Regions from separate parts of the Homo sapiens genome. Here all the other regions are linked to region 3. Evidence: read pairs that join two places in POLR2A ChIA-PET (ENCODE). Cell type or tissue: OCI-LY7. All regions are shown on one strand. Links, peaks and the distances in the headings refer to the core of each region. The heading gives the core; the rest is flanking DNA. Region 1 overlaps IRAG2 (inositol 1,4,5-triphosphate receptor associated 2). Region 2 overlaps IRAG2 (inositol 1,4,5-triphosphate receptor associated 2). Region 3 holds the start of LINC02909 (long intergenic non-protein coding RNA 2909).

Region 1 (10,627 bases), core at 166-5,165, 81 kb before region 3:
TATTAAATTTTGTCTAGCTTTCCAGGGATATTTCATGCATACATAAAAACTTTTTCTTTGAGACCAGCCTAGGAAACATAGTGAGACCCCATCTTCACAATTTTTTTTTAATTAGTCAAATGTGGTGGCTTGCACCCGTAGTCCCAACTACTGAGGAACCTGGGACAGGAGGATCATGTGAGCCCAGGAGTTTGAGGCTGCAGTGAGCTATGATTGTAACACTGCACTCCAGCCTGGGCAACAGAGTAAGACCGTCCCCATGTGCACCAAAAACCAACTTTTTCTGTCCTTTTTTTCACAAAATTGTGTACACTATACTTAACATTCTGTACTTTTTTCCCCCAAGAAACAGTAGTCCTTTTATGTTATTGTAAGAAAAAAGTCTCCTTATTTATGTTTTATGCCTGCATATTAGTATTCTATTACATGGATATGCCAAAATCTAATATTTTGTTATTACAGACAATGCTGCAATATATAAGCATTTGCATATGTTATTTGGGATGTGTGTGCATATTATCTATAGGATAAATTCCTAGAAAATGAATAGTTGTATCAGAGGATATATACATTCAACATTTTGATAGATATTAGAACATTTCTCTCCACATTATAGTAGCCCTCCCTTATCCAAGGTTTCACTTTCCATGGTTTCAGTTACCTGCTGTCAACCATGGTCTGAAAATATTACATACAATTGTATATATTTGAGACGGAGTCTTGCTCTGTTGCCCAGGCTGGAGTGCAGTGGTGCAATCTCAGCTCACTGCAAGCTCCGCCTCCCGGGTTCACGCCATTCTCCTGCCTCAGCCTCCCGAGTAGCTGGGACTACAGGTGCCCGCCACCACGCCTGGCTAATTTTTTGTATTTTTAGTAGAGACGGGGTTCCACCGTGTTAGTCAGGATGGTCCCTCGATCTTCTGACCTCGTGATCTGCCTGCCTCAGCCTCCCAAAGTGCTGGGATTACAGGCGTGAGCCACCACGCCCAGCCACAATAATATATTTTGAGAGAGAGAGAGACCACATTCACATAAGTTTTATTACAATATGTTGTCAAAATTGTTCTATTTTATTACTAGTTATTGCTGTAAATATCTAATTAATAAATTAAACTTATCGTAGGTATGTCTATATAGCCAAAAACATAGTGTGTATAGGATTTGGCACTATCAGTTTTGGGAATCCACTGGCGGTCTTGGAATGTAGCCCCAGTGAATAAAAGGGGACTACTATATTTACAAAAAGTTAGATTCCCTACAGCACTTTTCTTTTGTTCTTACAACTTTACCAACAGAGTGTAATCAAATTTGTGCCTCTTTGTCTATATGATAGGTAACAAATGGAACCTTGGTGTATTTTTAATTAAAAGATTTACTTATTAGACATAAGGTGGAGTATAAAGACATTCTGTAATTAACCCATGAAATGGATTCCATTTCTGCAATTTTGTGGCTATTCTATTTTAGCACCTCTATCTCAAACTTAAACGTCGAGTTAAAACGATAGAATGTATTTTCCTTGGCCAGGCGCGGTGGCTCACACCTGTAATCCCAACATTTTGGGAGGCCAAGGAGGGTGGATCACGAGGTCAGGAGATCGAGACCATCCTGGCTAACACGGTGAAACTCCGTCTCTACTAAAAATACAAAAAAATTAGATGGGCGTGGTGGCGGGCACCTGTAGTCCCAGCTACTCGGGAGGCTGAGGCAGGAGAATGGTGTGAACCCGGGAGGCGGAGCTTGTAGTGAGCTGAGATCATGCCACTGCACTGCAGCCTGGGCGACACAACGAGACTCCGTCTCAAAAAAAAAAAAAAGATAAAAGAAAAAGAATGAATTTTCCTTGATTGATTTTTTTTTATGGGAATTAGAGCCTATTCCTCCCATGAATGTCAACTAAAGTGGTGTCTCACTGGGAATGGTCGAGAATAACTACATTGTTTTCAGAGTCAAGTAGCAGAAAAGGACCTAACAAACCAACTGGTTAGTTCTGTTGCCTCTGGGTGGACCATTGCTAATTGCTCCATCGTTCTAACCTGATAAATTCGAACTAGGATTCCAAGAATTTCCTAAGCAGATGATGTCACTTCTGTGCTACAGTTGAAACCCAGTAAATTCCAGTCAATCTTTGCCATAGGAAATATTTGTCCCATTACAATATATCATAATTTTTGTTCTGGCTACAAAATCGAAAAAAATTGATACCATCCTTATGTGTGAAAGGCCATGGTTAGTTACCACTTGGATTTCTTTTCTGCAGACTATATCTTCAAAATTGTTTTATAAGAATTATTTTACAAAAAAAATTAAATAACATTATTGAGCTAGTGTGGATAGTTACTTCACTAGCTTATAGACTTGCTTCGTGTTTTAGAATTAAAATCATGCTTACACCTGTCAACATTTTACCTTGGGCCTCTATCGTGGGAGAAGCTGATCTTGTATCCTCCTCTTTCTTACAGAGCGAGTTTCTGTCAAGGTCACAAGAAGCCATATTCAGAATTTCTAATCCAGGATCTGTCAACAGGAGAAACAAATGGTGCGAATACTATGCACATAATATTATATATAGTGTATTTAACTATACTATGCAAAAGGAGTATTTGCCTATGTTCTTCTCATTTGCTCACACCCCAGCAGGTCACAGAACATCAGGCTGAAAGCTGTAATACTAACAGTCTATTTTAATATTATTTCCAAATCCACTTACCACTTGAAGTTATAGTACCGTCTGTCGATGAAGTGTGTCTGGGTAATGGTAGTGAGGAATATTCCCTGCCAAAAAGATAGCAAACATGTTTTGGAATGTCAGGTCCAAATAATTCTCTTAAAACCAACTAAATATGCATACAAATTCACACACACAACACAAACAAGCAAACCTGGACTGCAGCAGGCTCTCAGGACACACGCGTTCAACACCATTCTCCTTAAGGAAAAAGAAAGGAGACATAAGTTCAACAATTTGACATTTTCCATTCCAAAGAGGTTGTTTTAAGCAAACATTTTCATACAATTCTAAATGAACCCATATTTACTCAGCTCTTTTGGAAAGGATATGGGAATGGGATGGTATAGGGCAGATGGATATACACACTTCCTCAAAGCTGCACTTACCCAAAAATCCAATATTAAGTATATTTACAAGTCTGATATTTAAAAAAATCTGATAAAAATTTTGGGCAAAACAAATTCTAAACTCAAATGGCAGATAGGGTTTATTTCATACGCTTAAGTCAAGTTTTCTTTAAACAGAAAATTCTACAAGGGCATGAAACAACATTTCTATGTGTGGGAATAGCACTCAACCTAAAATTTCTGACCTGGTAATTTTAAAATTGCTCTTAGTTTTCTAGCTAGAAAAATCATGCATTTCAAACTTAATCCATATCTGAGAGATCTGAAGGATTACATCTAAGTTAGCACCTATTACTTGATTCTCAAAAAGAGCTTAACAAAATTATAGTCCCAGCCTGCCAGGGCAAGTGTTTGAAAGTTTCTATGAACCTCTTAATTTCTACAAGGAATTCCTATTTTGGGGGTAACTTTAGGGCATTAAAGTTGTACAACTTTCTTTTTCAAAAAATACAGTGAGAACATAGTTTCATTTCTAATAACAAGCTTTTCTAGTATATTATTTTAATTATTTGATTTAGTTTAGAAAAATAAATTAAAATTCAATAAAACTGAAATCATTCAGACATATGGAAAACCTACACAAAGTAAAAAGAAGGCATTTAGTTATTCCATAATCAGAACTTACTAACTGTCACAACCAACAATAGGTTCCCATGGGGGAATATTGTATATCAAACACAGTATTTAGAATCAGTCCCAGAAAGTATCTCCCATAGTCACAGACAAGTAAAGTACAGGTTTACTAAGGGTTTGCTGAATTTGTATTTATCCAGTACAATGATAGTAGCTTATATATGTTTAGTACATTAAAATTTACAAGAGCCCTTTAATATATCATCTCATTTAATTCTCCCAACAACCTTAGCAGATTTTAGCAAGAAAAGATTTACTTATTACAGGTAATGAAATGAAGGCCAGTTAATAAGGTAATTTCCCAAGACCAGTCAGAATGGTGGAGTCAGCTTTCAAACACATATCGAACTAAATACAGTGTCTTCTCCACTGTAAACAAAACCAACTTGGGCATACCCTAACCTAGGCTATTGGAGAGGAAAAGACTTCCCAATTATTGTCTTAGACTGGTTGATGATTTTTAATGTAGACTTGTAAGATGTTCACCTCAAATGTTTAGAAAAATCTACAATCGAACTTGCAAAGCGAGGATTTATACCTACTTCTGCATCAATGATGTTGGTCAACTTTTTCTCTTTTTTACTTCATTTTGTTTCTGCCTTAAGTGACTTTGGGTCAGTTCATACATGACTGAAACCCCTCATGACACCAGTTTAATTTAATTCAACAAACTTTCATCCAAAGCCCACTTTGTGCTAGGAACAGGGACAAGGGCTAAAGATTATATATAAACACACAGTTCTTATCCTGAAGAAGCCCGTAGGCCAAGCATGGAGAGAAATATATAATACAAATCCTACTCTACAATTTATAAGCAGCATGCCACAGAGGAAAGTAATATGCACAGGGCAGAATTAACAGCGTGGGGATATCTGAATTCAATTTTAAAGAGAAACTGTACCTTAAATTGTAGTTACGTGATAATGGCCCTATTTTAAAATATTTAAATAAATTATATTAGTAATTTTTATGTTTATTTAACTATACTATTATGTGTATATATATTTCATATATATATCATATATATATTTCATATATATCATATATATCATATATATATTTCATATATATATCATATATATATCATATATATCATATATATTTCATATATATATCATATATATTTCATATATATTTCATATATATATCATATATATATTTCATATATATATCATATATATTTCATATATATCATATATATATTTCATATATATATCATATATATATGAAATGAACAAGGCACGGTGGCACACGCCTGCAATCTCAACACTTTGGAAGGCTGCAGTGGAAGGACTGTTTGTGGCCAGGAGTTTGAGACCAACATGAGCAACATGACAATACCCCATCTCTACTAAAAAATGAGCAGGGCACAGTGGTGTACACCTGCGATTGCAGCTACTTGGGAGGGTGAGATGGGAGGATTGCTTGAGCCCAGGTGGTTAAGGTTGCAGTGAGCTGTGATCATACCACTGCACCCCAGCCTGGGTGACAGGGCAAGACCCTGCTTTAAAAAAAATGAAAAGAAAGAAAGAAAACAAAAGAAAGGAAGCTATAAAAAAAGGAGAAAATTAAATATCCTTCAGTTTTATTGAGTGTAACCCTTCATAAAAATCAATAAGAATTGATTTCTTAATAATAATAAAGTATAATATCCTAACACATATAAACACATTGTTACTATCTGTAGCATGAAATAACATTTATTATTGCACTATAACTAAAAAACACTACACACTTGTCAGAAAAGCCTTCATTTTGTACCTGTCAAGATCATGGGTATTCATATTTAAGAAATATGAAAGAGAATGCAGTTCTTATTTTCTATTCCATTATGCCAGTTTCCAGTTTGGGGAAAAGAGAGTACATCATTTCTGCAAACCTTTTCAAAAAAAGGTCTAATTAGTATTTAAAGCCAAAGTAATAAATACAGTAAAAATACAGTTTGCCTCCATTATGTTACATATCAGTCTCATTTGCCCTAATGCTCTGTGTAAGGCCTTCTTTTGCCCTATACGTTAGATATGAAACATTGTAGTTAGAAGTCTTTCAATAAATACAAAATATTTATTGATTAAACAAATAATTATGTGATTTTGGAGAAATTGCCTATGTTTAGTAGCCATTTAATACTACCTTGTTGTGGAACAGTAGCAAGGTAAGCAACTGGATGTTATTCTCAAAGCACTCATCTTTGTAAAAGTCAGTAATCAGAAAACAACCCAATATACAACATATCCCAATCCTAAGTTTTCACAAGTTTGGTCTAATGACAATTTTTTTTTCTTCTTGTGAGACTAACTAGAGTAAAGAAGATTTTTTTTTTGATCTGGTTTCAAATTTAGGACAACAGTTCATGAAAGCTGGAGATGAAACCCTCAAGGGGTTGGGGCAAAAACTTTCCACATTTGGGCTCTTTTCTTCTAGCTTCTAAAGCCACCTCTATTTAAACCAGCAAACCAGGCCCACAGCAGAACATAACCAGCACGCACCAACTGTGACACCTGGACAGATCATGAGAAAGATAATCTACTAGATATAATTTAAAATCAAGGAAAATAAAGAATAAGAAAAAGAAAGTTCAGATGAGAGATTCACTTACATGTAGAAGATTGGCTCAAGTCAATGAATCTAACACATGCCGATAGCACAGAGCAGGGAGAATGCTCTTTCTGTCCAAGCCATTCAAATATTAACCTGCATAACATTTACATGAAAAATCCATGGTCCAGCCCATTTGCTTTTGACAGCAAGAGTCTAATGTAGGGTGGGGTAGCAAAAGTACTCATGGAAAAAATGAAACAGATTCTCCCATGGGCTGGGTCAGCAAACACAGGAGACACACATACACACACACACACACACACACACACACACACACACGCATACACACACACAGCAATATTATTTCAATATTTAGATTGAACAACATGAACAATAAAAAATAACTTTTAAGATTAATTGGCCTAATATCCCAGGATTATTTTATTTTTGCTCTTTTATATGAAATACTAAACTACAGATTTTGTGATCAGAAACCTTCTACTAATAAATATTTATGGTTCCAATGTAATGTTTACTATTTGACCCATTTTAGATAACTGATACTTAAATAAACGTGATTTTCTGAGAACAAAAAAATAACTTAACAAAGAGTCTATTAGACTTACTTCTGACTTGACTCAGCGTCTGTTTAAATGTTCCAAAAAGAGGAACAATGCTAAGTTGAATTTTAAAAGATTAGAACTACTGGAACCTAAACAAAGCTAAATTTGCTTATAGGTTTGCATTTATTTTTTCTCTTTCTAACTAAAGGTATACCACACCCTCAGATCTACAGGTTACACCCACCACTTTCAGGTTCATTTATAATATAGTTATCAGTCAACTTCTACATGTTCCAATTTTGCAACTGGCAATGTTATTTATTCTCCAAGGTTATTAATGCTGCACCCACATACAACTTGGAAGAACAGGACAGACAATAGCCAGAAAATCTTCTGAGATATTTTTAAATTGATCCTGTTCTTGGCCTTAATAAATCACCGCCTCCCAGTGATAGTACATCTTAGACAAAAGCATGTAATAACATGAAGGATAACGCAAAGAGAGACAAGACACTTAATATTTGGTATATGTAATTTTTTTAACAGCCAAAAGAAAAACAGAGAAATTCATCTCCAAATCATTGGCTTGTTTCAAGATATACTCTGGCCTTCATGCTGCTGATAATTCTGATTCTGGGAAATATGACCAGCTAATTTTCTTTTTGAGGTTTTACTATGATTCAGGTATTTTGCGTATGTTACAGAGTATCTTGGTGGGGTCAGAGTTGAGACTGAAGTAAGATAGAAGGAAGAATCAACTTTGTTGTCATAGGACAGTGTGGACAACAAACCAAAAGAACTGCAGAGACATGAGTCGTGAAACCAACTTCTTGGCCCCACAATTTCTCGAGAGGTTAAAAGTCTGCATGGAAGCCACTAGTCGGTGAGGCCTGAAGAACATGGGGATATATTTGGTATTCACCTCTGGAACTCACTGGAAATGTTGGGAAATGACTCCATGAAAGGAAAGGCCTTCTTAGTCATCAGCAAGTGGGGAAACAAGGCATTGAGAGGCAGTGTCTTGCCTCTACATATGACCTAGTTGGTTTGTTTCCATGGACAGGTTAGGCCAGAACTCAGTGATACAGATATGTGGAAATATATGTATATATGTAAAGTATTTGTGTGTGTTTATTTGAATCCTCAAAAGAACTATGAAAATCAATGTCTATTTCACAGGGGACACAGCAAATTCAGACAGGTTAGGTCATGTGTCCAAGTTCACACAGCTAATAAGTAATAAAGCCAGTCTTCAATCTAGATGTGCTTCATTCTACAGCCTATGCTATGTGGCTAAAGATTCTAGAGCATTACTAGGAAAAATTTCAGATAAATACAAAAGTAGACAAAACAAAGAATCTAATGAATCCTGGTATATCCGTCATGCAGATTCAACAATTACCAACCTATGGCCAATCTTGTTTCAAACTCTCACCCTCTAAACCTTGTTTTGAAGCAAATGGCAGACATCATAACATTTTTATCCGTAAATATTTCAGAATGAATCTCCAAAAGATAAGGACTGGAAATAATTTGTTTCCTTCTTTCCTAACTACACCAGAATATCCCAAATAAACTAATTTATTGGGTGAATAAAGAAGTTCTTTCTTCCTCAAGAATGTCCCAAACAGGGCTCCAAATTATTTTACTTTGAGATGTTCTTTTTGAGACATTAACCTTGTTAGCGTTCTTTGCTCTCCCAAAGACCTGCTTATGAATAATGATGTTCACTTTTATATTGCACTGTGCCTTCTGGGAAAGATATTAGAAGACAGCTTCCTCTGTGAATATGGGGAAGGAACAGAAAGTAAATCTCAAGTTCTTAGGAGCACCAGCCCAAGAAATGAGTCAGAAAGCAGTAAGCTAATTGAGTGCTCACTCTCAGTGTTTTAAACAGACGTTGTAGTGAGTACAACCTAAATAAATAGGCATTCAACAAATATTATTGGGCAGCTACTGTATATAATCCTATGCAGGGTGCTACATGCGCATTGGTTAATGGCCAAATAAAGGTACTGTCCAGCAATTTTATCACCTAATACACAAATAAATATAAGAAAATAAATAACTACAATGCAAACCAGCATACAGATGACAAGAAATGTGGGGCACAGAGAATTACAAGGGTCTTAAAGAAGGAAGTGAGCTTAGTTTTTTTCTGAGTTGGATCATTGAGAAATGAGGAAACAGGCCTGAAAACACGACTTTCCCAGACTCACACAGAGGCCAACCCACAGAAAAACCTCATCTCCCCACTCTTAATCCATTATGATTTCCACCTCAAGAAGGACTGGAGATGCTTGAATGTCAACATTTTATGCTACCACAAAAAAAGTTTTTATTGGTTTTTGAAATGGGGCTTGACAGTCTAATAGAATTTTGATAAATGGAAAAGCATACATTGTTCTGGGCAAAGAAAACAGCACAAACACGTTTGCGTGATATATTCTGACAATATAGGCTACCTGGTTTGGCTGACGTACAGGCACAACCATACACAACAATGGGGAAATAAAGGTAAAAAGGTAGACTGCAACCAGTTTAGAGAGGGACTCCAATACCAGGTCAAGTTGTTTGTTATAAGGCTGTAGAGATTGACAGAATCCATCATTTAGAGACAAGGAGTTAAGAAAACACCCATCGTCTGGGGTGTCCACTGGGATGATAAACATATATTATGTTTTTAAAATAATTTATATCTTATATTTTACTCTAATTCCCTGTAATTATTACCAATGACAATGCTTAGAAAAGCGTTTTCTAAGGAGAGCTTTCTATTTTCTTAAGAGATAATGTGAGTATAAAATGATGGTAGGTGGGGAGTTGCTCAAGGGACAAGGGTCAGAGGCAGAGAGTACAGTTACCAGGCTGTTGAGATTCTCCAGTGGAGCAGAAACCTGGAATGGGAAGGTTGAGAATTGGTGGGATCAGTCAGAAGGTGCAGCCAACAGACTAATTCCTGGGCTGTTGCAAACTACAGAAGACACAAGAAAATCTTCAGGGAACTTACAGGAGCATGTGACTGGAGGCTCGATTGTGATGTCTGTTAGCACCTATTTCTTTTTTTTCTTTTTCTTTCTTTTTTTTTCTTTTGAGATGGAGTTTCGCTCTTGTCGCCCAAGCTGGAGAACAATGGCACGATCTCGGCTCACTCAACCTCCTCCTTCCGGATTCAAGTGATTCTCCTGCCTCAGCCTCCCAAGGAGCTGGTTTTACAGGCGCCTGCCACCATGCCTGGCTAATTTTTGTATTTTTTAGTAGAAATTGGGTTTCACTACATTGGCCAGGCTGGTCTCAAACTCCTGACCTCAGGTGATCCACCTGCCTCGGTCTCCCAAAGTGCTGGGATTACAGGCGTGTGCCACTGCGCCCAGCCCAGCTCCTATTTCTTAATGGGTGTGAAGCACAGACAAAACCACGCAGTCACATATCCTAATAAGAGTCAATATGGAGGTCCTTTTAGATATAAAAGGCAGTACATTTCTTAGCCAAAAAAAAAAAAAAATACTTTCAAGGTAATGCTAAGTAATTATGATTAAAATGTCTAAATTCAGTGTACTAAGAGTAGCCATGACAAAGGCCTGTATCCTTTGAAGCTGGACAAATCTGAATTTTAATCCCAGGTTTGTTATTTATTAATTGAGTGATCATGGGCAAGTTATTTAACTCCCTCAACTTCAGTTGCCTCCTTTGTAAAAAGCAGAGAAGTGTGGAGCAGATTAATCACATGGCATGTGGGAATGCTTTTGTAC
Region 2 (10,627 bases), core at 5,014-10,013, 89 kb before region 3:
GGGTGCCAAGAATCCACAATGAGGAAAGGATGGTCTCTTCAACAAAATATTGCTGAGAAAACTCGATATCCACATGCAAAAGAATGAAATTGGACCCTTACCTTACATCATATATGAAAATTAACTCAAAATGGATTAAATACCTAAAAGTAAGACCCCAAACTAGAAAACTCCTAGAAGAAAACATAAGGGAAAAGCTTCAGGACATGGGTTTTGGCAATGGTTTCTTGGATATAACACCGAGAGCACAGACAACAAAAGTGAAAATAGACAAATGGAACTACATCAGACTTAAAAGTCTTTATACATCAAAGGACCCAGTCAACAGAAAAGGCAACCTATAGAATGGGAGAAAATCTTTTCAAACCATACGACTGATAAGGGGTTAATATCCACACTATATAAAGAACTCCTGCAACTCAACAATTAAAAATCCAAATAACTCAATTAAAAAATGGAAAGAGAGTGGCCTGATGGCCCTGCCACATTGAGTGCAGCCTCCCGGGCATGCAGGTCCATGATATTCAAAGAACATTTTATGAAGAATACATCCTGTGAAAGATAAAGCTGGTCAAAAGTGCAAGCCTACCAATGTGTTTGATTTTCCTAATAATTCTGCCGTCTCAAGAATTGGCAGGCTTGGTGAAAATGAGAAAGATGAAGAACCTTATGAAACCTTTGATCCTCCTTTACACAGCTCATCTATGTATGCCAATGAAGAATTCTCCAAATATTGTGGATTATCTACCACTTCAACTCCTGCAGGAAAAGAAGCAAAAAGAAGCTCGAGCACTTCTGAAAATGAAGGAAGTGAAAACGAATCTGCAAAAATGAGTGCAAAAAGCCAGGAAGAAAACTCAAACTCAGCGATGAGTCTGAAAGCACTGAAGAAAGTGATGTGAGAAGAAAAGTTAAGTCAGTGGAGAAAATAAAGACCCAACAACACGAGGCTATTCCAACTACAGCATCTTCAGCCCTTTCAGAGAAACCAGCCGACTCAGTCACTTCCAAAACCATAGGACCCATTAATGCCCAGCCATCTGTTGAAAAAGACACACTGACAACAGAAAGTCAAGCAAAACCCAGAAAAAAGGGAATATATCTTATGGCAAAAGGAAGAAATCAAGAAGTGAAGCAATAGACTCAGATATTTCCAACATTGTGCATATTTGGTGTCTGGAAGGAAGGAAAACCAACGACATCATGGAATTGAATATTGTTTTGCCTGCATTTGAGAAAAACCTCGTCCAGTATAAACATTGAATAGAATCTAAAATTTGTAAGAAACACATCAATAAATTTTATTGTACTAGTAAAGAAGAACTCAACAAAATGCTTAAAAAGTCCAGATATTGAAAAATCTGAAAAAGAAGAATGCTAAGGTAATTTCAGATATCAAAAAGAAATGACAGCGTTTGACTGAAGTCCAGGATGAGCTGCTTTGGTTAGAGCCACCAACTGAAACAACTACAAACAAAATATTATGAACTTAAGGAGAGAACAGTCTTCCCTTAGGAATGCAGCTATTTCTTATCTAATTCAAAACAACTCCATCGGAAGTATTCAGATGTTCAGGAGAAAGAACCAAACGTAAAGGAAACATAAGATTCATCCAGCCTTCCAGGTGTTATTTAAAGTAGGAACACTTTTGGGAGCTGAAAATCTTCTGTAAAATATCAGCCATCAATGAGAGAAGCTCCTCCACCAGGAATGAGAGACTAGTCTACTAAAATATGCCTATAGAAAGATTACTCTTATGCTACTATGTTACCTTCTGAAACTGTCCTTTTTTTTTTTTTTTTTTTTTTTGAGATAGAGTCTTGCTCTGTCACCCAGGCTGGAGTGCAATGGCATGATTTCGCCTCACTGCTCCCTCCACCTCCTGAGTTCAAGCGATTCTCCTGCCTCAGCCTCCCAAGTAGCTGAGATTACAGGTGTGTCCCACTATGCCCAGTTAATTTTTTTTTTTTTTTGAGATGGAGTTTCACTCTTGTTGCCCAGGCTGGAGTGCAGTGGTGTGATCTTGGCTGACTGCAACCTCTGCCTCCCGGGTTCAAGCGATTCTCCTGCCTCAGCCTCCCAAGTAGCTGGGACTACAGGCGCCCACCACCACACCTGGCTAATTTTTGTATTTTTAGTAGAGATGGTGTTTCACCATGTTGGCCAGGCTGGTCTCAAACTCCTGACTTTAGGTGATCTGCCTGCCTCAGCCTCCCAAGTAGCTGGGACTACAGACGCCCGCTACCACACCTGGCTAATTTTTGTATTTGTAGTAGAGATGGTGTTTCGCCATGTTGGCCAGCTGGTCTCAAACTCCTGACCTCAGGTATCTGCCTGCCTCAGCCTTCCAAAGTGTTGGGATTACAGGAGTGAGCCACTGTGCCCAGCCCTGAAACTGTACTTTTATAAATAAAATTTTTTTCTGCAAAGAAAATAGAAAGGGACTTTAATAGACATTTTTCCAAAGATGATGTACAAATGGCCAGCAAGCACATGAAAAGATGCACAATATCATTATCCATTAGAGAAATACAAACCAAACCACAATAAGATACCACCTCACATCCATTAGGGTGGCTATCATAAAATCAAACAGAAAATAACAAGTGTTGGTGAAGATTTGGAGAAATTGGAACCTTTGTGCACCGTTGGTAACAATCTAAAATGATATAGCTGCTATGAAAAACAGTACAGTGGTTTCTAAAAAATTAAAAATATAATTACTATATGACCTAGCAAGCCCACTCCTGAGTCTAGATATAATCAAAAGAACTGTAAGCAAGGTCTCCAAGGGTCTCCAAGAGATATTTATACACCTACGTTTCTAACAGCACTATTCACAATAGCCAAGAAGTGGATGCAACCCAAATGCCCATCGATGTATGAATAGATAAGCAAAAATTGATAGCTACAAGAGAATTTTATTGAGCCTTAAAAAGAAGGCAATCCGCTCACATGCTATAATATGGATAAGCCTTGAAGACATTATGCTAAGTGAAATAAGCCAGTTACAAAAGACAAGTACTGTATGAATCCACTTATGCAAAGTCCCTAAAGTTGTCAAATTCATAGAGTCAGTAGGATAATGGTTACCAGGGGATGGGGTAAGGAGGAAAAGGGAAATTAACAGGTACAGAGTTTCAAGATCTGTTTTGCAACAATGTAAATAAACTTACATTGAACTGTGCACTTGAAGATGTTCAAGATGATAAATTTTATGTTACATATTTTATCACGGTAAAAAATAACGTGATTCTTTTCCATGGTTTCTCAATTTTAATGTCCTTCATCCAAAACTAAGCCTACTAATTTTCCAGCTCATCTCTAAATGTATGGTAACTTCACCATATGGAAGGATAATAGTAGTTGTTACACTCCTCTGCACCCCCATTCTTCTCTCAGTACCCTACAGCAGGCTTGCCCATCATCTGCAAGACTGAATCAGTTACCATTCTCTTTCCTCAGTTAATCATAAATGGAAATAGACTCGATTCTCTTCTTTGAAGCTTAAAATTGATATTTCCTATTGCTCAGTTTTCTGTATGATTCCTTTTCTGCCTGAAATTTGAAAATCCAGAGAAAAGGCAGATGACTCATGCAACCTACTTTAAAAAGACATTTTTCATTTTATAGCTGATACTCTCCTATTAGTGAAACTTTTATTTCAGCCTGATCCTGCATTCTTACTTTCTATGATTCACATTTGGGTCAGGCAGAGCTTGGCACCTGGTACTGGTTTGGGTCATACAAGTAATTTCATATGTAATTATGAAAGTGTTATTGAAAATATGACCAAATGTTTTCTGTGGGTGTTTTTTGTTTTGTTTTTGAGACAGGGTCTCACTCTGTCACCCAAGCTGGTATGCAATGGTGTGATTATAGCTCCCTGCAATCTCCAACTCCTGGGCTCAAATGATCCTCCTGCCTCAGCCTCCCAAGTAGCTGGGACTACAGGCACACATCATCACACCTGGCTGATTTTTTTTTTTTTTTTGGTAGAGATGGGGTCCCACTATGTTGCCCAGGATGATCTTGAACTCCGGGCCTCAAGTGATCCTCCTGCCTTGGTCTCCCATGATCCTCCTGCCTTGGCCTCCCAAAGTGCAGGGATTATAGGTGTGAGCCACTGTGCCTGGCTAGACCAAATGTTTATATCCCAAATGTTCTGATTCTCACCTCTAATAGTTTTAAACAGTTAGTGATTTCTTTCTTCAAATTTTCTTCTGCCAAGTCACGGGACCTCTCTTCAAGCTTCACTCTCTTCTCCAAGGTAAACCAGTCACACTTAAATCCCAAAGATAATCTGAGAAATTCTGCCTGTTGTCAAAATAATGTGAGGGTGAGGAAGAGGAGAGAAAACCGGATGTGGTCAGATGTTTCAGTTTAATACTGTTTTATACTGAGGCATTTCTTTCTCCCCCCAGCAACATAATGCTGACATGCACAGGGTTCACCTGCACTGAGTCACAGCCAAGCCAAACAGACACCGAGCATATGAGAGCTTGTGCCAAAACATGAAGTGACTGTAGCAGGTGAGTCTGGAACACTTTTTTAAAAGGAAAAAAAATTTGCTTTAAACTCACCTCCACCTCCTTCTCATTAGCAGAAGTGCTGTAGGATAAGACAAAAAACATATTTAAACATAATCCAACAGAAAAATAAAACATGTTAACATGCTACATGAAGAAGCACTTACTTCTCACTTTGTCTAAGGTTAACCGATTTCACAGTGGTTACAGGAAGAGGGGAAACCACAGAGTCTATTAAAATATAATAAAATATTATTTGGTTAAAAAGGCTTGACCTGTAAAAGCACATTTGATCTAATGTTATATCTCCACTAAACAAAAGTATTTCATTTAAATATGTCTGAGATGATCGCCAGCTAATAATGTATGCACTTAAATTATAATGTTATGCTAAGCTATTGGGATCACAATGCCATTACAATCATTTGTTTATACCTCAGCATGTGAATAGTCTTTCATACTTAAAGATGTCTCAGAATCAAGCAACAGCCCAATTTGTTCTCTTTGCATTTGCATGTTTGCTATACTTGATCCCATGGCTAAAAGCCTAAACCTCCTACTGGTATCCTGGTTCTTCTTTGGATCAAGGCTTTATTAGCAGTAGCAGGAACAGTAGTAGTAATAATAATAGTAGTAATAATAATACTGGTAACAATAACAGTGACAATAAACATGGCATCAACCATGGCTTTATTATATTGCCAATCACAGAGCAAAGCATTTTACACATATGATTTTATGACAACTTTACCAAGGACTATGTATTAGTTATTAAGAGCATTGGATTTAAAGTCAAACAAACTTGGTTTAAGTCTGAGCTTTGTTTGAATCTTACAGTTATGTGAGCTTGAACAAGTCACAAAGTCATTAAGCCATCTAAGATAAGATTGATAAGATAAAGATATCTTATCATCTAAGATAAGATTGATTTTTTTATAATAGTAACTAACTTTTATGAGAACTTTGGTGCCACTTTTCTAAGTGCTTCATACATATTAATTTATTCAATCCTCACAGCAAACCTTCTGTTGTAGATACTTTTATTGTCCACATTTTATAGGCTAGGCAACTGAATCACAATTTACCACCTCACATAGTATTTGGAGGACTAAATAAAACTATGCACATGAAATTAGCCTAGTTCTCAGCATAGAATATATTCTCAATTAAGTGTACTTTTCTTCTTTTCATTTTCCTCTTGCAAATGAGAAAATTGAGACTTAAGGTTAAGTAACTTTCCAAGATCAATAGCTAGTCAGAGATTGATCCCATGTAGAGTCTCTATGACTCCAAAGCCTGAACTCTATCCACTATTCCATCCCAATGGAGGTAGGCTAAGGGGAAAAGCATATTAGCACTTATTCTGTAAATAGGGGCTTTACTTTTAGATGGGATACTAAAAAAGAACTAACAGTAGAGCATAGCATTTGCTACCAACATTCGCTTGGTTCTTAGTTCACAATAGAGCACCAGTTATTACAGGTTTTCTGGGATCGCACAGTCAACACAATGCAAATGTGGCTTTTTGAAAATGACACAAATGGAATCAATAATCGGTCCTATTGACTGACCTTATCCAGAGATGCAGAATTTGTAAGTGACATAGCTTTATTCAGACAGATTTCACCCACAAAAATATCAGCAGAGAACAAAAGTTCACATGGGGATTGAAAGAAACATTCCTTACCTCCTGAAGCATGTTCTTTTTTATGTTCTTCTATTGTTTCTGGTTCCTCTTTGGCTTCCTAAAATCATAAGATTTTACCACTGTACATAGAGTGGAAATACTTCATAACCAGTCATTTTCCTACTTCCTGTCCTCTCCTAAGCCTACTCTGACAAAAACACTCTATAACAGCAGTCCCCAACCTTTTTGGTACCAGGGACCAGTTTCCTGGAAGACAGTTTTTCCACGGGGGTGAGGTGAGGGGGAAACAGTTTCTGAAGGAACCTGTTCCACCTCAGATCATCAGGCGTTATTCTCCTAAGGAACATGCAATCTAGATGGCTCGCTTGCACAGTTCACAATAGGGTTCGTGGGAATCTAATGCCACCACTGATTTGACAGGAGGCAGAGGTCAGGTGGTCATGTTCCCTGGCCTGCCGCTCACCTCCTGCTGTGCGGCGCAATTCCTAACAGCCTCGAATGGGTTCTGATCCCTGGCTCAGCAGCGACTGGGGACCCCTGCTCTACAGTTTTTAATGCTGTTAAGAAGGAAATAAAATTGGCTGCAAGGGCGCTTCCAATCTAGTTGAAGCAAAAAGGGCGTAAATACATGAAAAGATGCAAACATGATGTGAATTACAACAATGCAAACTAGGATTAATTGCCAAATAAATGAGATAGATAAACAAGTGCTCTTAATAGGAAGGAAATGGCAGGGCGCTGTGGCTCACGCCTGTAATCTCAACACTTTGGGAGGCTGAGGTGGGTGGATCACCTGAGGTCAGGAGTTCAAGACCAGCCTGGCCAACATGGCAAAACCCCGTCTCTACTAAAAATACAAAAATTAGCCAGGGGTGGTGGTGCAGGCCTATAATCCAAGCTACTCTGAAGGCTGAGGCAGGAGAATCACTTGAACTGGGGAGGCAGAGGTTGCAGTGAACCGAGATCATGCCACTGCACTCCAAGCTAGGCAGCAGTGCAAGGCTCTGTCTCAACAAAAAAAAAAAAAAAAAAAAAAAAAAAAAGGAAGGAGAGTGGCACCATGACACCATGACTTGAGTAGCATGGAATTTCTGCAGACAAGAAACATGCTGAAGTTTGATGAAGAGGTAGGACTGGATAGATGAAAAGGTAAGGTGTGGGTGATATAGGGCTATCACATGGAGTTTTCTAGATAGGTTTTTGGAGAAATTGTGACAAAGATGGCTGCTAAGACAGTGTTATGTTAGGCTTTTACCGCATATAGATATGTTTTAAGGTCACATAAGGAGTTGTGTGTGGCTGCTGTTTCTAGCTCTTCCTCTCCCATTCGTGATCAATTAACTACTCTACCCCTTTACACAGCACTCCAAGAAAAGTGTTCTCACCAGCTATCAACTCCCTATTGCCAAATCCAGTGGATAATTTTCAGTCTTTATCTTACTTGACCTTACTATAGCATCTAAAATTATCTATACATCCTTTCCTCTTGAAGATTTTTTCCCCTTGATTTCCCTGTTCTGATGCCCCAGCCCCGCGTCACAGCCCGTTCTCAGTCTCCTCTGCCTTCTCTAGTAGATATTGTTAGCCAGGATTCCATTATCCTCAATGCTCCCTTCCTTCCTGCCACAGTCCTTGGGAAATCTCATCCACACACTTGGATTTTTGCTGATAATTCACAAATATATGTCAGCTTTCAAAAACCGCACAGGTGAGTTTATGAATATGGGTATGCAGCCGTATATAAAATCTCCTTACCGACTATCAATGTCTCAGATCAGCCTGAAATTTGACTTGTCTCAAACTGATCTTATTTTACCCCACAAATTCTACTCTCCTTCCTCCTTCCCTACTGTCATGTTATTCTATTCATTCGGTAGGTTAAGCCATAAGCCTGGGTATCTACCGTTTCCCATACCCGTGACATGTCATCATCCTCTGTGAATTCTACCCCTAAATATTTCTCAAATTTATCTCCTTTTCTCCACCTTCACTAAATTCATACTACCTTCATCTCATCTGAATTATTGCCATAGTATCCTAACCAGTCCCACAACTTCCAATGGCAAATTGATCCATTATTTTAAAAAGTGTCTTTATGTCTATATTTTTTTTGAGATGAGAAGGAATTTTATTCTCTCAGAAGATTCTACTATGAAAGAGTAAAGGACTTGAGTTTTCTTCTGTTCATTTTTTACTAGGAGCAACCATTTTCAGCATATGTGCTAGCCAACACTATATCCTACCTATACAGCTGGCCCTCTGTATTTGTGGGTTTGCATCTATGGATTTAACTAAAAAAAATGTAGTTAGGCCTACAATGGTTGTATCTGTACTGAACACACGCAGATTTCCTTTCTTGTCATTATAACTATTTACATAGCATTTATACTGTATTAGGTATCATAAGCAGTCTAGAGATGATTTAAAGTATATAAGAGGATGTGTTAGTGATATGGGAGGTGGGCAGGGAAGTGCTGGATAGAGAAAGGCGGGGTCCCCAGTGAGGGCTCCACCCTCAGGCCTGTGCCTGCAGACCTAAGTGAGAACAGGCACTCCTGTTTTTGTGTCTGAATGTTGTATTTTCCAAGACCACTCTGGCCTACCATGCCCCTCATCCTGTGCCAACATAAACCCGAGACCTTAGTGGGCACACAACACAAGCAGCTGAAGTGAGCACACAACACTGGCAGACCAGCAGACTGGCAGACTGACAATAGTGGAATGACATGGCAGAGAAAGAGAGAAGAGGGGGGATGTCTGGATGCCAAGGGGAGTTTAGCCTGGGGCAGTTGGAGAAGAGTATGGCCTCTGGGCAGCCTGACTCCAGGGGAATACCCCCTTCCCATTCCATACCACCTTCCCACTCCATCCCCCCTTCTGGCTCCGCATCCATCTTACTGAGAGCCACCTCCACCACTCAGTAAAACCTTGCACTCATCCTTCCAGCTCACGTGTGATCTGATTCTTTTGGGACACTGAGCGACAGCTCAGGATACAGAAAGCTGTCACACTGGCCCTCTGCCCTTGTGATAAGGCTGAGGGTCCATTGAGCTAATTAACACACAAGCTGTCTGCAGATGGCAAATCTGAAAGAGCTTTGTAACACACACTCACTTGGACTTTGGGAATCACAGACACTGACCCCTAGATGCTGCCAGGGGGCAGAGCCCAAAAGCGCTTGCCCTGGCCTCTGCAGCTGCTGGTCTGCATGTTCCCCCTAGGGGCTTGAACTATGGGGTGACTAAGCAGGTGAGACACACCACTGCTGCATGTCCTGCAAGGGGAATCAGGGAACTCTCCCGTTTCATTAGGTTATATGCAAATACTATGCAATTTTTATATAAGAGACTTGAGCATTCTCTGATTTTGGTATCTGTGGGGTTCTTGGAATCAATCGCCTCTGGATAACAAAGGAAACGAATGACATCATGTCATTGTTCCAAATCACAAATCCAATCATTTCACTATCTTTAGAATGAAATGCTGAAAAATTTTCATCTACTTTTTTGCCCCAAGTCTGTGCCATGGCCTCCTCTTAACTTGAGTTAGCTTGCATGGGTCTCTGTTTCTTGCAACCAAATGCTTAACTAGAACAATGCTTGTATATTGAGAAGAAAAAAACAATAATACACACACACACACACACACACACACACCCCTCCATGCATACAACATAGCAAGACATAAGCAAGACATAAGCAAGACCCTTGAAGAATCATGAAATTAGACCTGTAGTTACTCTTTAATGATTATTAATTCATAGAAGTGGAAATGAGTCTTCTCTCTCTCTCTCTTTTTTTTCTTTTTGAGACAGGGTCTTGCTCTGTTGCTCAGGTTGGAGTGCAGTGGCATGCTCATTGCTCACTGCAGCCTCAAACTCCTGGGCTCAAGTGATCTGTCTGCCTTGCCCTCCTATATAACTGAGACAACAGTCAAGCACCACCATACCCGGCAGATTTGTTTTTATATTTTGTAGAAACAGGGTCTCCCTATGTTATCCAGGCTGGCCTTAAACTCTTAGGCTCAAGCAATCCTTCCACCTCGATCTCTCAAAGTGCTGGGATTACAGGCATGAGCCACCACTCTGGGCCTAATGAATTTTCTCTTTAAGGAAGGAATTTAACTCTTTTCTCTAATCATTTCCAGCTCTCCTTATGTTTATAGAGCTTTACCATGCAACTGTAAAACTTTCAATGCCATTAACATGGTACTTCCTCCGTGACATGTTTTCTGGCCTGCCATCTCAAGCATTTTTTCTTTCAAAGCACTAAGCACACTCTAATTATTCAGTGATTATCTGTTTCTTCACCTGATTAGAACATATCGTTAGGATAGATACCACCGTTTTATTCAACTTCATTTATTAATGCATTCATTTATTTAAGCAGTCCTCTACTGAGAAATATTTAGCTTGTTTCCAATTGACTTTTGATGAATAAATGAGTGAGCA
Region 3 (10,627 bases), core at 3,448-8,447:
AAAGTATAGGCAAAAGTAGATACATGTTTAAAAGTCAGTATTTTCCTAACAATAATTTAGCAATAGGCAATTTATTCCCAAATCAACTTTGGCGGGATCATGACAAGATGCTCAGTTTCTCTAAGCAAATTTTCCATGCATTTAACTTTGGCCCTCAAATTTCAGGAAAATAACAGCTAACATGTATAAAGTATTTATCAAGTGCCAGGCATGGTACTAAGCTCTTCACACCCATCAACTCATTTCATCCTTAAAACAACTCTTTGAGATAAACGTTACTGCTTTCTCCATTCTCTGACAGAAAGAGAATAAGCAACACACCCCAATAAATGCCACAGCTCAGATTCTAACGCAGGCAGTCCAGCTCCAGAGGCTAGATAACCACATTGCTTTTTATTTATAATAGGGCAGGTGACAATGATGCTAACATCTCTCATTTGAATACCTACCATTGGTATTGTACTGGTTGCCCTCTATTCAGAACTTAACTAAATATGCCCCATATTAGGTGTTTTATGTGTATTATGTCTAAATTTCACATAAACCCTATCAGCTGTGTGGAAATATCCTCCTTTTATAGATAAGGAAACTAAGAATCAAAGAGGCCAAGTAATTTGCTAATGGTCCCATCTCTAAGATTTGAGTCAAAGAATGTCTGACTCCAGCATAGTTTTATTGCGTAGCAAGATATATGACCTTTAAAAAAAAAGGCATAATCTCACTTCTTATAGTAATTCAGAAATTTGGAAATACATTCAAAATTTTACCTAAACTAGTAAGATTTAAAATAATCTAGGCTGGGTGTGGTGGTGCGTGCCTGTAGTTCCAGCTACTCAGGAGGTGGGGGTGGGAGGGTCACTTGAGTATGGGAGGGCTTCAGTGAGCCATGAAGGTGTCACCACAGGTACTCCAGCCTGGGCAACAGAGGGATGGATGGACAGATTAGATTAGATTAGATTAGACAGATATTTTTTAAATACTCTAGGCAAAAGGTTAAAATAGTTTCAATAGTTACAACAAATAGTTGAATAGTTATGGAATTACTGATTTCAAAAACTATGATTTTTTAGGACATTAACAGAAATTTCCATGAATCTTTTTTTTAATCCCCTAATAGAGAATGAACAATAATACAGAAATTTTAAATGTACTATAATTGGAAGGGGTATCTAGAATTACTGGGAAGAAGAAAATACTCAAAATCCTCTGAATCTTACTTGATCTTCAATATGAGGACCACCAGTTCTAGCCAGTGCAGTTTCCACCAACAGAATCCTTTACCACTTAAGGTAATGACCATCTCTCAACCTTTACATTGTTTCCTGACAATACCCTTCTTTCCCTCTATTCAAGAATGATCTCTTGGCTGGGCATGGTGGCTCACGCCTGTAATCCCAACACTTTGGGAGGCTAAGGTGAGTGAATCACCTGAGGTCAGGAGTTCCAGACCAGCTTGGCCAACATGGTGAAACCCTATCTCTACTAAAAATACAAAAATTAGCTGGGCATGGTGGCAGGCGACTGTAATCCCAGCTACTTGGGAGGCTGAGGCAGGAGAATCGCTTCAACATTGGAGGCAGAGGTTGCAGTGAGCTGAGATCATGCTACGGCACTCTAGCCGGGGGGACAGAGCAAGACTCTGTCCAAAAAAAAAAAGAAAAGAAGAAGAAGAAGAAGAATGATCTCTCAACGTGAAGTCTAAAATACACTCCTCTCTTGAAATTCTAGAATCAGTTTTTAATCATGGGACTCCATTCTTTCTGATCTCTCCTAGGATTTATAATTGTAACACACATTTTGTCATTTAATTCAATGTTGTCTTCTATTCTTGGATTGTTTCCAATGTGTGTGCATGCCTTCTCCTCAAAAATACTTTTTAATTCTTGTACTCAAAACTATGATGTGATTTTTTCTAGATACTCAATACATTATTGTTGGCACAACTGATAATCTACAATTATATATAAAGTATATAATTAGTGGGCTTATGGACTTATCCCCCAGCTGCTGTGATTGTTGGCTCCCAACTACTTTTCAGGATCACCTTTTCTGGAGAAATTCCCACCTTGAATAAATAAGAGCTGCTCAGTTGCTCCAGGGGGAAGGTAGAAGTGCAGTAGCAGTAATGACAGAAGAGGCTTCACCCTTGAACACAAAGCATTCCAAATCTACAGTTGACTGACTTGGCAGGAACACATCTGACTTCCCTATGTCGAGCAAAGAGCCTTATAAAACAGTAGTTAAGGCCGGGCACGATGGCCTGTAATCCCAGCACTTTGGGGGCTGAGGCGGGTGGATCACGAGGTCAGGAGTTCGAGACCAGCCTGACCAACATGATGAAACCCCGTCTCTACTAAAAATACAAAAATTAGCAGGGCATGGTTGGTACATGCCTGTAATCCCAGCTACTCAGGAGGCTGAGGCAGGAGAATTGCTTGAACCCAGGAGGCAGAGGTTGCAGTGAGCTGAGATCGTGCCACTGTACTCCAGCCTGGGTGACAGAGCGAGACTCTGTCTCAAAAAAAAAAAAAAAAACCAAAAGAGTAGTTAAGTATCTGTCATTGTTCTCAATGTGAGTTGACCGTTTCTCCCTTATAGAACCAGAGAATTTAGGCACAGGTTGGACATGAGGCTAAAAGAGACCCCAGAACTGGAAACTCATGCTCCCAAATCCTGTCCCCTCCTGTCACTGAATGATGATGTGGTAGGCTGTTCAAGCCATAACAAACAGTCTCACTTTGTAGGCATTTGTAACTGACCTAGATTAATGTTCCTAGCACATAAGGCACATGTTTCTACTTGCATTTCCAAGGCATTTTTTTTCCTTTAACCATCTGTTTTCATTTGTTTATTTATTTTCGAGACAGGGTCTTGGTCTGTTACCCAGGCTGGAGTGCAGTGGTGCACTCATGGCTCATTGCAACCTCCAACTCCCCAGGCTCAAGCAATCCTCCTACCTAAGCCTCTCAAGTAGCTGGGACCACAGGCGTGCACCATCACACTTAGCATTTTTTTTTAATTTTTTTTGTACTTTTAGTAGAGACAGGGTTTCACCATGTTTCCCAGGCTTTCTTCTACTGTCTTCTAAACTTTCCTGACTTACCTAAGTGAGCCCTGCTTTGTGGTTGATAAGCTAAACCTTATAAAGAGTGCACTGAAAACAATGGCTCTTCATGAGCTACCAAAGCTGCATAAGATTAACTTGTTTTGCTTTTTCTAATATAGAGCAGAACATGGGTGGGAGTTTAATAAATAAGATGGGGTGATAAAGATTTCAAAATTTGTGTCATCTTCTCCATATGCAGCTTGGAAATATCTCCTGTCTCTTCTGTCTAAACCTCTTAACGTCTTTTTTAATTTTCGATCCTGGTAGAAAGGATTAGCTGCAATCTGCCAGAATACTTAAAAATACAAGCCCAACTTGCTTTGTACAGTAACTGCCTTTGAAAAGGCATTAAGTGAAAATTAAGAACTGAAAGTGAATTGTACTAGGAGAATCAGTTGCTTGGAGTCTATCTCTTTTAAAAGGAATTTCCCTCTTAGCGATCTTAGTTGATTATTTACTACATAAAGATGGTACACTTGTAGATAACCCAATGGCAAGAACTGCTTCTTTTGCTTTCAAGTTCTATGAACCTCAGTTGCATTTTCCATGGTTTTTAAAATTATTTTTAATTTTGTAGAGACTGGGTCTCTGTTACCCAGGCTGTAGAGCCGTGGCTATTCACAGGTGTGATCATAGCACATTGCGGCCTCAAACTCCTAGGTTCAAGTGATCCTCCTGCCTCAGCCTCCCAAGTAGCTGGGATTACCACACCTGGCTCAGTTTGTATACTTTTAATTAAAATACATTTTTTTTTGATATGGTGCCCCCTCTGTCACCCAGGCTGGAGTGCAGTGGCACAATCTCGGCTCACTGGAACCTCCACCTCCCAGGCTCAGGTGATCCTCCCACCTCAGCTTCCTCAATAGCTAGGATCACAGGCACATGCCACTATGCCCAGCTAATCTTTTGTATTTTTGGTAGAGATGGGGTTTCCCCATGTTGCCCAGGCTGGTCACAAACTCCTGAGCTAAAGTAATCCACCCAACACAGCCTCCCAAAGTGCTGGAATTACTGGTGTGAGCCAATGTATCTAATATATTAAAGTAGTTTTAATATCCATCCCTTTAGACAGCCAACCAATATTTATTGAATTTCTGCTAAGTGCTAAGCCCTGTGCAAATACTGGGGATACAATGATGAAGAAAACAATATCCTGAAACTCGTAGTCTGTGGAAGATACAGCTATGAACAAGTAAGCCACTAGAGCTATTAGGTTAAATTTAGGAAGCCCAATAAAATTTTAATCTCAGATAAACAATGACTAATTTTTTAGTGTAAGTATGCCCCCAAATGTTGCACAGGACATAGTTATACTGGAAAATTATTTGTTGTTTATTTGAAATTCAAATTTCACTGGCTGTCTTGTATTTTTTTTTTTTTTAGCTAAATCTGACAACCTGAAAAATGTCAAATAAATAATTACATAGTCAGGAGCCATGAGAACCTATAATAGGAAATTATCCCAGCTTGGGAGTGAGGCTAGGAAAAATTTAGGAGCATCTATTATGTGGCTATTATATGCACTGCACAGAATGTTATACATATTGTTTGCTATTTCTAGGGTTATAAACAGAAAATTAAGAAGTGGAACTATAAATCTGTTAGAGGAATTTCCACTTGGATTCATGTGAGCTAAATGTAATGTAAAATGATGTTAGAGATTATCGATACTGCTTATGTTGCTAATCTTTTTTATTCCTCCTATTGATTGAACTATGCTTCATTGCTCTGGCTTATAGATTCTGAGTCCCATTATTATTATTGCCTCAATTATCTTGTTCCATACAGTCAAAGCTCTTGAATCAACACTTTTCAACCATCTGCCCGATCCAAAACTATAAAGCAACAAGTAAAATCCTCTAACACATGGCAACATCTGTAAAACAAGTCCGATTTGATTCTTACCTAAAGTTATTCGTTATATATTTGATTTTCACCACCAGTGTAACTGCAGACTTCAACATCAACCTCTAAGACATCCATACTCTTTGGGACTTATAGAAATCTACATTTGTTCTGACTTCAATGAGTTAATCTACTACGTATGTACAATGTAGACAATATTTCTTATTCTTTAGGAATGTATATGTAAACAACATGACATAATTTGTGTTTATCAACATCTATATTATTCAATCACTAAGAAAGTTGCATTTTATTGCAAAGAATGGCATATGATGTATACAGAGGTACAAAAGCAGCATCCTGGAAAAAGCTGGCAGATTTCAGGGTGATTCAAAAGGCTCTGTAGAAATCTTTCTGAATCAAATTCTAACTCCAAACAGATTAACAATGTAATTATCTTTCCTGTTTTTTTCCTTTAAAATGTTTTCCTCCCTTTACTAAAGTTATTTATTGAGCATTGAACTTCCAAACCTTAGATCAGGCAGGCTGATTTTTAAAATCATTCAAAACTTGATTAGGAAAGCCAGTCAATCATTCATGATTCATCTATGTGAGATCCTATTGGTAATTAATGCAAAATCCTTAATATACGTAAAAAAAAAAATTTAAGTATGTGTGTAGATAGACAAGAGATTCCTTTTGCCAAAACAACCCTTCACTAATGATTAGATGCCACTAAACTCTTCATCAAAACCTAAGAAGAAACATCTGTTCACTGAGACATTCCCAGGAAACCCATCTTTAGTGAGCTCAGTGGGAGGGCAGAGCATGGTTTTCTGCTTAACCAGTGAATTTTATATCTGCCAAATTAAACTGTTTTCATTCTCTTTGTGACTACTATTTTATGTGATAAAATAATAACACTTCTTCCTGCCGTTTCTAGGATAGATGATAGCAGCTGTTAATCACATGATTTGCAAACCACAAGTACCAGATTTAGTAAATGCTCAGCAAGTCTGTCATCCGCAACCTTTCTGATTATTAATAAATGCAAGCTGGTATAGGCTAGAAACTTTCCTCCCACAATTCAGTTAACCTTGTTATATTAAGCTTCTTGGCTGGGTCACACCAAGCTTACTATAAACATCTCTTATTGGAACAATTCCTAAAATAGCAGAGTGACACATGCTTCTGAAAACTGTTCTTCTGTCTCACTTCTTGTTATATGAAGTCTGGTTTTCTTCTCAGAGAACAAGAGAAGACCTACAATAAATCTCTAGCTTCAAGAATTCAGGTGCCTCCAAGGTTCTTACAGTCTATAAAACTACATCACTGCGTTTCACTAACACACATTCCAAACGACCAAGCCTGAAAATGGCAGGATTAATTTAAATTTCCAAAAGCTCCATTGAAAACAATTTGAGATTTGCCTGTGGTGACAGCAACATATCTGGGGAATCTCACTTTATCACTCTCAGCTACCCATCTTTTTTCCCTATTTGTAGAGTGTTTTTCTTTTCAGATTTGTTTCAAGTTTTCAATGAACTCTGTTGAACCTCTAATATAGACTTATTGGAGGTTTGTCCCTTTTGCCACAAGCATTTTGAGGTTGAGACACAACAGAACAGCCTACATCTGATATTGCTTTTCCCTGGTTAGGGCGGTACTTTCTCGGCCTTCGATGACTAAAGGCCAGCATCAGCCAAAATTTAATTATTTCGTTGGGGAAAACTCACCACCTTATTTTCGCTTGACTTCGCCAGTGCTCCAAGAACCATCTGAGAACTGGGAAGAAAGAGTGGAGACCTACAGGTCAGATGACATGGGTGGAGCCCATTTCTACAGAGTGGCTTGGGCTGAGGTAAAAGAAGCTAGAGAAGAGAGCCGCTGATGCACTGCACCTGCCTAGGCTGGAGTTAAGGTACTAATCACAGCAGCAGTGCTGGGAAAGATGCCTAGGAAGGATGAGGATGACAGGCACTATTTTGGTGTGCTCCCCACCACAGCAATAACAGAAAGATAGTCCAGGTGCAGTGTCTTTCACCTGTAATCCCAGCACTTTGGGAGGCTGAGGTGGGAGGATCGCTTGAGCCCAGGAGTTCAAGACCAGCCTGGGCAACATGGTGAGACCCCCCCCCACCCCCGGTCCCCGCCCGGCTCTACAAAAAACAACACACTAAAGCTCATCCTGATTATACTTTCTAATCAGATGAAGGAAAATTATTTTTAAGTTAAATCTCATACTTTTTCTTTTGTTTTTTGGAAATGGAGTGTTGCTTTGTTGCCCAAGCTTGAGTGCAGTGGCACGATCTCAGCTCACTTCAATCTCTGCCTACTGGGCTCAAGCCACTCCCCCACCTCAGCCTGCCAAGTAACTGAAATGACAGGGGCATGCCACCACAGCCAGCTAATTTTTGTATCTTTTGTAGAGATGGGGTTTTGTTGTGTTGCCCAGGCTGGTCTCAAACTCCTGAGCTCAAGCGATCTACCTGCCTCAGTCTCCCAAGGTGCTGGGATTACAGGTGTGAGCCATTGCGCTCAGCCTGGTCATTATCATTTCTATCACCAGGTGAGAGCAAAGGGGAGTCAAATACTGGGGAATAAGAACTGGGGCTCTGAGTTTAAATAACCTGAGTTCAAACCCCAGTTCTGCTGCTTACTAGCTTTGTGATCTTGGACAAATTATTTAACCATATGTGCTTCAGTTTCTTCATCTGTAAAATTGCATCAATATCATGCAATGACCTCCGGGTGTGCTGCAGGGATTAAATGAGGTTAATACGCAGATGGCCCTCAGAACCATGTAGCACATTCTGAGCTCTCAGTAATGTTGTTATGATGCACTTTCTGAAACTCCTTTAACTTATCCAATACTAGAGGTCCTCTTAAAGCACCAAATAGCACCTAGAAAGAAATGACCAAGTAACCCGCTCCTCTCATTAGATTTGCTGTTTAATTTCCCATGAAATAACCTATTATAACATCCATGCTTGCGATCTGCTTATCAATCCACAGATACCGAAACTGGCAACACCCAGAGACATTTCCCTCCTAGTCATAAAGGAAGCCAGCAGCAGAGCCAGAAATAATATTCAAATTCTGGATCCACTAGACCATATTGCCCGTCTGACAAATTATACGCTTACATCCTGCTTCAGGTGAGTCTAGTATACCTGATGTTTCTCAGAGCAGTGAAAGGAATAACCTGAACAATAAATTCCAACGAACCTGTAATGAATTGCATTAACATGTTATTTCATTATTTATGTAATATTACCTCCTGACAGTTCTAATAAGGTACCCACAATGCCGGGTTCTCTACCCACTGGGAGCAAACAAGGGAACGTGCAGACGCTGGACAGCATACGATGGATGCCTGCAACTCCTGTACCTGCCCCCGAATGCCACCAGAAATATGCCATCTCTACTGAAACAGCTTTTCCAACCCTGAGCACGTTTATGAACACGGAAAAGAGTGTAAAGGGGTCAAATGCAGACTTTACAAAAAGAAACCCAAGATGGAGATTCCTGTTCGGGATATACTGCAGGTGGGGTTCATAACAACATAGTCCTTTACTTGCCAAGTAATCTGAAAGCAACTAATTAGAGAACCTGTAAGGGATGCCAATCCCAGTTTTCAAAATGGCATTTCAAGGAAATTAAATCTTATCATGTAAATAGGTCAAGAAATCCGTTTAAATAACGTATCTGCTTCTCTCTAGGTAATCTACAATGTTGTTAGACTATCAAGCCAGTAGTTTTAAATATGTGTTGGAGCTCCAGGATTAATCCCTGGTTGATCTGAGGGAGTCACTTTGTCTAACCAAATACAAATGAGGTGGGAGGTGTATGGTTGAGAGGCACTATTAGAAGAAAGGGGCCAGGTGCAGTGGCTCATGCCTGTAATCCCAGGACTTTGAGAGGCCCAGGCAGGTGGATTGTTTGATCCCATGAGTTTGAGACCAACCTGGGCAACATAGAGAAACCCTATCTCTACCAAAAATACAAAATTAGCCAGGCAGGGTGGCGCATGCCTATAAACTCAGCTACTCAGGAGGCTGAGGCAGGAGAATCACTTGAATCCAGAAGGTGGAGGTTGCAGTGAGCCAAGCCATTGCACACCAGTCTGGGCAAAGAGTGAAACTCTGTCTCAAATAAAATAAAATAAAATAAAATAAAATAGTAAATCTGCTGACCTTCCCTCCACTATTGTCCTGTGACCCTGCCAAATCCCCCTCTGCGAGAAACACCCAAGAATGATCAATAAAAAATAAAAATAAAAAATAAATAAATAAATAAAATAAAATAGTAAAAAATAAATTAGCCAGGCATGGTGGCACGCACCTGTAGTCCCGCTGCTTGGGAGGCTGAAGTGGGAGGATCAAGCTTGAGTCTGGGAAGTCGAGGCTGCAGTTAGCCAGTAGAGATTGCACCACTGCACTCCAGCCTGGGTGACAGAGCAACACCCTGTCTCAAAAACAACAATAATAAAAACAAACAAAGGAAAGAAAAGAAGAAAACCAGATAATGGACTCCTTCTCCAGTACATGCATGGCCAAACATAACTTTTATTTTTCAAAACCCACTCTATGTAAAATGCACTATTTATTTCTCATAATATACTCTTTAATGTGCTTATATTCTAGGTATCATTGCCTTTAAGTTGCTTTTTTAAATGAAGTATCATTATTATTATTATTTGAGACAGATTCTGGCTCTGTTGCTCAAGCTGGAGTGCAGTGGTGTGATCTTGGCTCACTGCAACCTCTGCCTCCCTGGTTCAGGCAATTCTCATGCCTCAGCCTCCCAAGTAAGTGGGACTACAGGCGTGCGCCAACATGCCCAGCTAATTTTTGTATTTTTAGTAGAGACAGAATTTCACTATGTTGTCCAGGCTGGTCTCTAACTCCTCAAGTGATCTGCCTGCCTCGGCCTCCCAAAGTGCCTGTGCCCAGCCTTTTAATTGGACTTTAATGTGCAAATGCAGTCTCTTCAGAAAGCCTTTTTTTCTTCTTTTTTTAAATCAGCCTACATCATGCTATGACAATTTTCATATAAAGATGCTGTCTCGGAAAGAAAAGGATTGGGAGTTTGAATGATCTATGGCTTCCATTCCAAAAAGGATTACTACAGAAGTAATTACTTTGAAAGAAAAGTGATAATATGTTTTTGGAGAAAGGTGGAAATGAAGCAAGGCCCTGAATATATTACCAAGATGCATATTACACTGAATGAAATCATCCGTTGCCCTTCCGGATCTATCCCGTGGATGCAGAGCAAGAGCAACCCATCTTTGTTCAGCATCCCAGGAGACAGGCCTCTATTGACAGCATCAGTCTGGCTCCTTTGCCCTCTGATTTCCCATTGAATGTGGCCAGTGGGAGGGCCCAGCAGATGGAGGGCCAGGAGGAGGAAGAGTCTGCAGCATTTGTTCTCCTGGCTCCCACCCTGCCAGGTCTCTGTCTGACAGTGGCTCACGCTTTTCCACAGCCCCTGTCAGGTGGCCTCTCCCAAAGTGACAGTGTTCACTTGGTTCTGTAAGTGTTTTCTCCATTGCCTCTTGCCAGGGAGGGTAATGGCTTCCTAGAGCCAGATGCCAGCACCTGAGGTTGCCCACCACCCCATGCTGTTTCCCTTAACCCTGCCTACACTTTCAAGAATTGAAACTCTTTGCAG

The links. ChIA-PET counts read pairs that join two places held together with the same protein. Peaks named below come from ENCODE experiments on the same cell type or tissue, not always from the same donor. Only the 100,000 strongest peaks of a DNase experiment are listed, where the experiment ranks them.
Region 1: POLR2A ChIA-PET joins it to region 3 with 6 read pairs; 5 of 35 experiments call an interaction of 5 or more read pairs at or near these places.
Region 2: POLR2A ChIA-PET joins it to region 3 with 6 read pairs; 7 of 35 experiments call an interaction of 5 or more read pairs at or near these places.

Annotation. Positions count from the first base shown.
Region 1 is chr12:25,071,546-25,082,172 of GRCh38, reverse strand. IRAG2 (inositol 1,4,5-triphosphate receptor associated 2) reads right to left here. Exons shown (of 22, transcript NM_001366544.2): 7 at 2,883-2,929; 8 at 2,711-2,775; 9 at 2,410-2,517. Among named protein-coding and RNA genes, the nearest start is that of IRAG2, 24 kb to the right of the region's middle. In OCI-LY7, for the core only: no CTCF peak of the experiment used is centred there; no DNase peak of the experiment used is centred there.
Region 2 is chr12:25,083,747-25,094,373 of GRCh38, reverse strand. It overlaps IRAG2 (inositol 1,4,5-triphosphate receptor associated 2), which reads right to left. Exons shown (of 22, transcript NM_001366544.2): 11 at 6,217-6,274; 12 at 4,697-4,760; 13 at 4,584-4,611; 14 at 4,177-4,317. It also overlaps the pseudogene CENPUP2. Among named protein-coding and RNA genes, the nearest start is that of IRAG2, 36 kb to the right of the region's middle. RefSeq lists an enhancer at 1,196-1,365. In OCI-LY7, for the core only: no CTCF peak of the experiment used is centred there; no DNase peak of the experiment used is centred there.
Region 3 is chr12:24,993,679-25,004,305 of GRCh38, reverse strand. LINC02909 (long intergenic non-protein coding RNA 2909) reads left to right here and starts at 6,841. Exons shown (of 4, transcript NR_171024.1): 1 at 6,841-7,074; 2 at 7,967-8,109; 3 at 8,239-8,499; 4 at 9,979-10,627. It also overlaps a transcript of IRAG2 not described here. RefSeq lists enhancers at 5,793-5,902, 6,153-6,282. In OCI-LY7, for the core only: a CTCF peak has its summit at 7,689; DNase peaks (open chromatin) are centred at 6,005, 6,825, 7,735, 8,015 and 1 weaker place; H3K4me3 peaks cover 4,524 bases; H3K27ac peaks cover 5,000 bases.